Linked DNA regions of Homo sapiens: region 2 is linked to region 1. Evidence: chromatin contacts called from ENCODE Hi-C data. All regions are on one chromosome and are shown on one strand. The core of a region is the stretch at or near the end of the contact, and the rest is flanking DNA. Distances in the headings are between cores, read along the strand shown.

The links. Hi-C counts contacts between places; a loop is a spot of excess contacts on that map.
Region 2: a loop to region 1 is called in a map of ascending aorta, with 6 times the contacts of the local background. The contact joins the enhancer-like site here to the promoter of PRKAB2 in region 1. A Hi-C loop is called at or near these places in 1 of 168 maps with a recorded cell type or tissue (ascending aorta).

What each region holds. Positions count from the first base shown.
Region 1 is chr1:147,170,450-147,175,548 of GRCh38, forward strand. PRKAB2 (protein kinase AMP-activated non-catalytic subunit beta 2) reads right to left here and starts at 2,021. Exons shown (of 8, transcript NM_005399.5): 1 at 1,980-2,021; 2 at 1,540-1,718. The coding sequence starts at 1,695. It also overlaps a transcript of CHD1L not described here. RefSeq lists silencers at 1,681-1,950, 2,121-2,350.
Region 2 is chr1:147,766,734-147,771,832 of GRCh38, forward strand. All of the region lies in intron 1 of LOC102723321 (a long non-coding RNA gene), which reads left to right. It also overlaps a transcript of GJA5 not described here. Among named protein-coding and RNA genes, the nearest start is that of GJA5, 8.7 kb to the left of the region's middle. Within about 2 kb of position 2,503, at least 2 of the 41 ENCODE cell types and tissues checked have a DNase peak (open chromatin) inside an H3K27ac peak, as active enhancers do; they include ascending aorta, where a contact is called at or near this core.

The sequences.
Region 1 (5,099 bases), core at 771-3,270:
ACCTTTCGAAAGCTTTGAAGAAGTAAATTCAGATGGCTTGTAGATAGCCCAAATAAGAATGGAGAATTGGAGAATAAACCCCAATAAGTGCTCCTTTTAATCACTCTCACTTCTCTGTGATTATGGTTGGTTTTTTTGTTTTTTTGTTTTTTTGTTTTGAGAGTCTGTCACCCAGGCTGGAGTGCAGTGGTTTGATCTAAACTCACTGCAACCACCGCCTCCCGGGTTCAAGCGATTCTCCTGCCTCAGCCTCCCGAGTAGCTGGGACTACAGGCATGCACCAGCATGCCCGGCTACTTTTTCTGTATTTTTAGTAGAGACGGGGTTTCACCATGTTGGTCAGGCTGGTCTCGAACACCTGACCTCAAATGATCCAACCGCCTCGGCCTCCCAAAGTGCTGGGATTACAGGCGTGAGCCTCTGCGCCAGGCTGTGATGATGTTATCAATTGAGATCCAAAGAAATAAATCATGGAATCCAAATTCCATGTGCTACCAATATGGCAAACAATACTCTATTCACTCTCTAAAGCCCCAGTTCCCTGGGAAGTGATGAAATGATAGGAAACATCAAACACACCCGAATCTCCTCAAGCCCTCCATTTTTCTATCTCATCCAGTCAGTCTACCTGGAGGAATTACTTGTATTTCATGCTGACAGCTCTGAAAGCCATTAGAAACATTAGAATGGTAATCGCTGCTATCAGCTCCATCTGTCCTTTCTTACAGAGTGAAAACAAGTTGTTCTCTTCCTGAAAGTCCTTGGAATTGAGAGCAAGGTCTTCAGGGCAGCTGTGGGTTGTCGTTTTTTTAGCCACGCAACATTTTGAAGTACTACTGAGGAGTAAACAAGTCGTGGAATCATTGGCTCTTCCACCTACGGAGCAGCAGCGGGGCGTGAAAGAGGCACAGCCTCAGCCACCACAACTATAAAGTATGGGACAAAAATTAAGCAGTCAACTAAATGATGTCCTTAATTGATCCCCAAGACTAGGAGAAAGTATTCAATAAGCAAGTAGTTGCTGCTTACAGCCGTGCCAAAAGGGAAGAGGATCACAACTGTAGAGCTGCTAGAAGAGCAAAAATGATACTGATACATAGAAATTTTCAGAAAAAGAATTTCATTTAGCCACCTCAGGGCAAAGGTGAGAAACTACCACCTATGGTCAGCAACTCGTGCAACCTACCCTCTGAAGTTGTCCACCAGGGATTACAAACTACAAATTCAGCAACGCTATGGAAGAGAGCCATTCGTGCTCGGAGGATCGGGGATGGGGGGATGTCTATTGTCCCCATCCTAAAAATGTGGCCAACAGATTAGTCAGAACACCAGGAAAGCAAGAACTCCGCCTCTTTATCCTATTTTGAGGCGGCACTTCAAGAGGAATTATCATCCAACACCTCTGTCCCCGATAAATCCCTTTAATTCAAAAAACCATAGCCCGGTTCGGCGCGGTAGAAAAGAACCAAGAAAGGGAAGAGGAGCCCAGAAATCAACCCGCTGCAGTACTGACACCAACTGCGGGCATGGGACGCTTACCTTGGAGTCAGGGAGGCTGAACACGCTGGGGTCGTCCGTACTCCCCACCATGATCTTGTGCTCCTTCCCCGGGGCATGGCCGCCTGCGCCCTCGGAGCGTGCAGCCTTGGCGCCGTGGCGCTCCCCGGACACCCGGTCGCTGGTGGTGTTTCCCATGGCTGCAGCTCGTCGGGGACCACCTACCGCGGGGAACGACACCGGGCTGGGAACACCTCAGCCGCCGCGTCAGGGGCGCCCCCCGGCCCCGCCCCTGCGCCTCGGGACAGGGCAAGGGATTCCCCGCCCCAGGGAAGCCGAGCCCTGGAGCCCTCTCCCTCCTGGCCTGCGGGAACGCCTGCAAATACCCCGGTGCCCTCACTGGCCCTAGCTCAGGAAACCCGCTATCGGGACCTCCCCCGCGTCCCCGCGCTCACTGCCAGGGGCGCCCCCACTCCAGTCACCTCGGGCGATGCGCTCCCTCCTCCAAGGGCCACTGATGTGATGGCTGTTCTGCAGATCAGGCCACCAATAAAGTTATTGAAATTGAAGCCGCACCCCTCGCTGGCGACCAGCGATTCCTCCTAAAATGGCTACAAGGCCGGCGGCGCGGAGTCCGCCCAGTGCGCGTTCCCTGCGGCCTGCAGCCTCGGCGCCCGGGACCCGCCGGCCTCTCTAGCCGCCGCCGCCGCCGCCTCGATGGTGGGCAGTCGCACGCAGCCTCCAGCGCCAGGAGGGGGCGCCAGGCAGGGCCTGTCCCGCCTGGGGAGACTGCGCCCGGGATAATAGGAGCGCTTGGCCTCTGAGACTACCCGGCAGAAGGGACGTCCCCAAATGACACTCGGAGGCCGCCTCCCTGGGCTCCGGTGCTCGGTGCCGGGAGGAGCGGCACGGCTTTCTACCCCGCCTCAGGTGCGCCAGCACGTTTTCTGGGCAGCATCTGTGTGTTAGGCGACCGGAGAGGTGGGTTCCTTATAGGGAATAAGAAAACTGAAACTGACTTCCAACTGCAGGCAGAAGGAAGCAGTGGTCATTGCTGGAGGTTAAAACTGTTCTGACCGGGCGCAGTGGCTCACGCCTGTATTCCCAGCACTTTGGGAGGCTGAGGCGAGCAGATCACGAAGTCAGGAGATCAAGACCATCCTGGCCAACAAGGTGAAACCCCGGCTCTACTAAAAATACAAAAATTAGCTGGGCGTGGTGGCGCGCGCCGGAAGTCCCAGCTACTTGGGAGGATGAGGCAGAAGAATCGCTTGAACCCGGGAGGCGGAGGTTGCGGTGAGCCGAGATCGCGCCATTGCACTCCAGCCTGGCGACTCAGCGATACTCCGTCCCCCTCTCCCCGCCCCAAGAAAAATCTGTTCAGTGGGGAGCGACAAGGAAGGAGCTTTCAGCCCGACTGGGGTCGCAGGGAAGAATTCAAGATGGCGTGTTTAGGAGCTCTAGCTCCTTGACAAATTAGTAAAATGTTAGTCTTAGGAGAAGAACGAAAAGGCTCTCCTAGGCTAAGAAACAGCATACACAGTGAGAAACCTCAGAAGAAATAAAATTCAAGGAAGATAGCAACAACGAAAACATCAGAAGGAACACTAAAGGTATAAAAAGGGCAAAGACAGCCCTAGGGTTGGGAGGGATCCAGGTTTTTTATGAAAATTAGTGGAATCCCTAAGGTACTTACCTTTGTATTATAAGTATTTGCATGTCTCCTTCTAGAAACGTTTATCACTCTGTGTTACACAGACCAGCAGTGTTGGCGTCAACTGGGAGCCTGTTAGAAATGCAGAATCAGGCCCCATCCCCAGGGTTCTGAATCTGCATTTTAACAAGATCACATTAAAGTGTGTGAGAAGCAATGCTTTGACAGCTGGCAGAGAGCAGATCCAGATTTGATACCTTTTCATATTCTGCATGTACCTTATACAGAGTAGGCTTTTGCATTTGCGGAATGAAGGATACAGGAATACTGTTTACTGTAATCCATTTCTAACCAGATATGCCACTTAGGCTTAAACACGGCCAATGATGGGGAACCCCAAGTTACATAGGCCACCCTTTCTGAGTGAGCAGCTCTATTTGCTGAAACGTTCATTTTTATATTATGAAGTTGACATCCCACTTAAGTACAACAAATTCACTACTCCCCTATTCTTTGCTCTGCCTCTTATAAACTCATTCTTTGGCTCATAAACCAAAGACAGTTTACAGGAAGAAAAAAAAAAGGTACGATTTTACTGCAACTTCTTGCTCACCCCTCCAAAATCTTTATGTCTGAGTACATGCTTTTTGGTTATCCCTACTTTTCTCCCTCCACCCCTCAATTCCTTACCATAGGACACTGAAGCAAGGCCCTTGAAGATACATAATACATTAAACCTTGACTTGTGTAGTATTCAGTTTTCTGACCCCAAGGTGGTTTCACCATGCCAAATAATATGTCCTTGGTATGTATTTCCTTGCAGTAGTCAAATCAGCCTAGCAGAAACAAAGTACGTTAACCAATGGAAAACTGACGGAGAGAAATAAACTGTTTTTGCACAGCTAAATGGAAATGACTTTTGAATTATCTGCTTTGGAAGATTATCCATGACACTGTTCTGCCCTGCTCTGCTCTAACAACATTTGTAAGTCACTCAACAGTTAATAATAAAAGTCAGTTTTGAATATTGCAGGTTTTAGACACAGAACAAATGTAATGTGACACTGTAGGAAGAATGAATTCTCCTTAGTCCCAAATTCCTTTTTTTTTTCTTAGATTCGGGAATAAGTAAAGATACAAGATCCTCTTAACCAGTATCAGTATAATTGTTCCCTTTAGATTTATTGCTGTCACCCCAATGCTCTTCTTTCTTTCTAGAGGAAAGGAAAAGAAGGAGGTAATAGGAAAAGTAATGGGTTGTCCTGATGTTACTGTGTCTAGGATGTCATTGCCACTGGTCTCCTCAGATCAATCATTCTGCCTAATAAACAGAAAAATAACATGGGCAGCCTCACATGCAAGCCTTTACACACACTGCTAAAGAGACCTCGCTTCCTCTGAGAAGTGAGGATGTGAGAATGAAGGATTGATTTTACAGAACTGGATGACAGGTTAAATTGGGCATCTGGAGGTTTATATTCCCATCTCCACTCACCAAGTTTCATCCTCCATTTATGACCAAGGATAGGTATAACATCTGATCTTGATGGTTACTGTTTCAAAAAACAATCTGATCTTTTTTATAAAGTTAAACATTTACTTAATCATGCAGCATACTAATTCCCACTCCTGGGTATTTATCCGAGTGACATAAAAACAAGTTCACACAAAACCTGTAAACACATATATGTCTTTATTCATATAATAGAAAAAACACAAACCCTAAAATGGAAAAAACATAATGTCCTTCACCTGGTGATATGGTTTGGTTCTGTGTCCCCACCCAAATCTCATCTCAAATTGTAATACCCACGTGTTGAAGGAAGGACCTATAACCTTCACGTGTCAAGGGAGGGAAGTGATTGGATGATGGGGGCGGTTTCCCCCATGCTGTTCTTGTGATGGTGCATGAATTCTCACCAGAGATGATGGTTTTAAAAGTGTTTGG
Region 2 (5,099 bases), core at 1,253-3,752, 600 kb after region 1:
TGTTCTGGACAGTATCTAACAGATCTCTGGTTCTCCATAAAGGTTGTTATTCATAGTAATAATAACAACCCCCTGGGCCCATGCTATAATTCCACTCACCATACAGTGGAATGTGGTGCAGGGCAGAGTTCATTTGCTTCCCAATTAAGAAAATTCTGTTGTGAAAGGACCCAAAGGGCCTCACTGAAAGGCTGCCTGAGAAATAGTATCATATCAGTGCAGTTTAGTTCAGAAAGTGCTTATCGAGCTCCTCTGCCATGTCAGACATCAAGGTAGCTTTATAAAGCAAAGCACCAAGCATAACCTTTATGTCAGAAGTCTTTTGTACCTTATTAATTTGTGTACATGTTTTCTGATTTCCTCTCACCCCAATAATTTCTCCTTAAAATGGGTATGTAGGGAGAATTGCATGAGAAAGTGGTCTTGATCCTCAGCTACTTCAGTAATCTTTGTTATCCTTTGATATTCCCAACTACGTCTTCTAGTTTACCCAGTTACACACACAAAAAAAGAATTTGGATCTAGGTGATAATAATAATAATGGAAATAAAATAACACTCACTGACACCTTTCTATGTGCCAGACACTCTATAAGTGTCTTTCCATATCTGTTTTCATTTGATTCTCACAACAGCCTGAGGAAGTGGGGACTATTCTTTTTTTTTTTTTCTTGAGACAGGGTCTCACTTTGTCACCCAGGCTGGAGTGCAGTGACACAATCACAGCTCACTGGAACCTTGACCTCCTGAACTCAGGTGATCCTCCCACCTCAGCCTCCCAAGTAGCCAGGACCACAGGCATGCACCACCATACCCAGCTAATTTTTGTTATTTTTTTTTTTTTTTTTAGAGATGGGGTTTTGTCCTGTTGCCCAGGCTGGTCTCAAACTCTTGGGCTCAGACGATCTACCCACTTCGGCCTCCCAAAGTGCTGGGATTACAGGCATGAGCCACCATGGCTGGCCTCTCATCTTTTGTTACAGGGCTCAGAGAGGGTAACTTGAGCAAGATCACACTGCTAGTAAGAGCTCCCAGCTCATCTGACAGCAGTGTCCCTGCCTTGACAACTGTGCTAAACTCTATCTAAATCACTTGAAGTTCCTTCTTTGGAAAATCCTAACCAGTCAAAGGCTGGCCACTTTTATATAAGATGATTGAAGCAGGAATGTTCATTGAGATCATTGTTCGGATAGGGAGTTGATTGTAGGTGACTGGTGCTAATTCTTACATTTAGGATTTTCATTCTTTTCCTGATTTACATTTGGGGTAACTACTTCAGCCTCAGGAGAAATGATCAGGCATGTGATGTAACTGTAGCTACTGAGCTGGGCAGTGTGGGCACCTTCCTCAGAATTAGAAGTCCACTGAGGGCCAGCATCCCTGAACCTTGTTCATTGTAGAGGGGAAAGGAAGATAGAGATAAGAGAGGAGAAGAGATGAGTGAGATGAAGTACTCACTTCAGTCTTCCTCTTACTCTGGCCAGTGGCACCAATGGCAGATAATTAATTCCTTTTTAAATTTAATTATTTTATTCTGGCAAGAACAGATGGGTCCACTCAGAGACACCCTGCTGGCAGACAGTTGTTTCAAAGCCAAGGAAGTAGAAGGGAGTAAAGTGCAGAAAGAGATTCGTGCTAGGATAAATAATTTTCTTAAACTGTTGGAAGAAAAAATATGAAAAGTGAAAGAAAGGGAGTAGTAAATGGAGATATTAAATGTCAACAAAATATTGGTAGGTCCTTATTAATTGCTCCAAGGGGGTAACTTAGTACCCATGCAATTAATTACTAATGAAAATTATAATACCCACATTTCTTTATTATTTTCCCCATTTGTCATAGATTTATAGTGCAGTAGAGCTGAACGGAATGTAGAGATCAATCAAACTCAACTCCTTATTTTTAAACAAGATGACAAGGGTCCAAGGAAGTAAAGTAAGAGTGATAACAACACTAACTTGAGTATTTCCCATGTGTGAAGCCCTTTATAACTATACTTTCTAACCCTCCCATTAACACTGCAAGGAAAGTAGTATTGCCCCATTTCACTGATGAAAAAACTGAGGCTCAGAGGCTAAGTACTTGTACTAAGTGCCACAACTGGCAAATGCTGCATAAAGGGTTTGAATCCAGCTAGCCTAACTCTAAAGCCCACATCCTCTCTACATCTCTGACAAGAGAAAGAAAACCAAGGACTAGGACTGATAGATGATGATAAGCCCGTGCCCAGAACTCCAGTCTCTTAACTCTCAGAGTTATCATCATCTATTTTTCCCACTTTACCTTGCCTCAGAAGAGACCCAGCGTTTTTCCTTTTAGCTTCTGCCTTACTGGCTGGCCATCCCTTACATATGCTGTTCCTAGAATTAATTATTACATTGGGGCCCTCAGCCCACAGTGGTCAGGATTCCCAGACTCTTCGGCCTCTGCCATCATTTGGCCAGAATTCACATATAGAAAGTTATTTCCTTTTTTAGCCAGCAAGTGTTCTTGGCTGCAGCAGTGTCTACTGCCCGGTTCTTGGCTGGCCAAACAGCAGGCTCTGGTGTTCCATTGATGTGAAATCATAACAAGAACAACAGAAACAGCAATTATTAGGCGGAGGAACTTCCGGTCTCTAAGGACTAGTAGGGCTAGGACCCTGCTTGCATCACTCTCTAGTAGTGTAACCCTAGGCAAGTCACTTATCCTCCCAATTTCTAACTCATCTAACAAATAGGAATGTTTATTCATGGGGATAACGTAATGTGTGGACATGTGGAGTCACCTAGAACAGTATCTGGCATATAGGCACTCAATGATATTAGTTCCTTGTTTTCTTTTCTGACATTTCCAGTAAAAACTCCTCTCAGACATGATCCAACTAGCCAACTTGATGCAGAATCTGATAGTGCTTCAGGCTGGTTAGTGACACAGCAAGGACCCTCATGTGGCACAGGTAAAAGAGGGTAACTGTCAGAGATGGGAAAAACACAGACAATGGAAAGTATAGGAATTTGTCTACAAATTAGTTATCTCACAAGGCATCCAGACCTCCTGGGTCAAGTCTGGAGAATCAGGGAGGTGTAGGGCCCAATCAAATTAAGCCACTCTCATTCCTGTTTCAAGTCCAGCATGCCTCCTAATGTGTCCTTAACTCAAGATTTTGGGCCTGGAGTTGGACTCCACATGGCTCCATATTATAAAATGTATGCCTCATGGGATGCCTCTCTTCTGAGAAGCTGCAGCACTTTTGAATCTGATCACCAAGCAGAAGGCACACTCACAATGAGAGGTTTGAAGCAGGCTCAGTTCTACTTGGAAGAGAAAGAGGGGGTTGTCTACTCTGTGATCTGAGGGTAAGGGACATCTTGATCCCTAGCCACCTCTGTCCTCTCCTGAGGTTCTGAATCATGGAGTTGCCAGGTTGGAGTAAGATTCGGGAAATCCCCTGTGAAAATGCAATGTTATCATTTCATGAAGAGAGGCTCTTTTCTGGTTCCAGCTGTTTCTTTGTGATCCTAGACAAGATATTTCCCCTCCCTGAGCCTCACTTTGCTCACATGTGAAACAAAAGTGTAGAGGCTCTTCCATCTCTAAGTTAGAACATCTGGGGAGTCTGTGACTTGCCCAGTTGTGATAGCATGGCAAGTTAGTGGCAAAGCCAAGAAACAAGTCCAGAGTTTCTGACTTCTAGCTTAGAGGACAGCAGAAGGAGTCCTAGAAAAAAAAAATCTGTGGTCATAAAAAACCAGCAATACCTCCTTGGAATTATATGTCGTAGGAAGCCTTTCTATTTGATAGCCATTTAAAATATTTAATCCTCATAAAACCTTATGAGGAAGATATTTATTAGCATCTTTGGCAGATGAAGAAACTGAGTGTAAGAGACATTAAATAATTTCCCCAAGATCACACAGCTAAAATCCTAGCCAAATGTGACTCCAAATGCCCAGGTTCTTCCTTCGGCCCTACCCCTCAATTAGATAAACTCTAAGGTCCCTCTGTGATTTTTTCAATACCTCTCATTCTGCGACCTCCTGACTCTCAGTGGACTGTTGAATACTAAATTTTACTTGCCCATTATTTACTAATATATCAGAAACAATTTATTCTCAAAGTGCATCAAGCTGGCATCACCAGGAGCCAGCAGCTTCCAACAATAGTAAGGAAGTCAGCTTCCTTTCCAGGAACCCTGAAGCTTTCCAGGAAAATGGTCATCTCTCCCCTTTGTCCAGCTCAACCCTTGAGCCCAGGTTGGTGCTTATGGGAGTTCATTCACACAGAGAGCTACTGGAATCCCCAGTAAGTGAGTCCTTCCCTAGGACGGGGGCAGAGCTTTGGCCTTGGGTCTCCCTGTCCCTGAAAACGGCAGGTCATCCAGTTCCTGTCCTGATTGATCCACATAGACAGGTCCCCTGTCCTAAGAGGTGGGGTCAGCCAGTACCTGAGAGACCAGGCGGCACTGTGGCAGTGCCCTCCACTGCCTGTGCCCCACGAACAGCCAGTGTAGACGATGAAGAGCAGGTGGGCAGGTGGGAGTCAATACCAAAAAATGGAATTGTAGAGACACTCAAGTGGAAGAATCAGGGAGACTCAGGGAGAGATGGAGGCTAGGAAAATCCAGCCGGGGGATGGACATTAGAAGAGCCCTCGGTATGAGTGAGCAGGGCAGGGTGCTCTCCCAACTCAATCAGCCCTGACTCACTGTGTCGTCTCCTACGAGTCATGCCCTTCTCTAGTCCTTGTTCTCCTTATTTGCCAAAGAAGGAGGCTGGTAATGGAAGAGACCTCTTTCAGTTCTAATGTTCTCAGACCTTAGGCAGTACTAGGAGAGGGGACAGGAGTGAGGCAGTTAAGATGTAAGAACAGTGACCAGCTTCAGGAGCCCAGCAAGCACACCTCTGGGGTTCCAAGGCAGAGACAAAGCAGGGCAGCCTGATTCTGTGACTGCTGTGGCTCTGTGAACGTCACATGTGTGGGTGAAGGATGCTCAGAGAGTGTTGGGTTGGAAGCCACAGAATCCCCTCCTGGTACTCTCTGCTCTGCAGACTGTGGTCATTGGGACTCCTCACTGGCAGGTGCTGAGTGAGGAAAAGGCTTGGAGGGACAGCCAGGGGA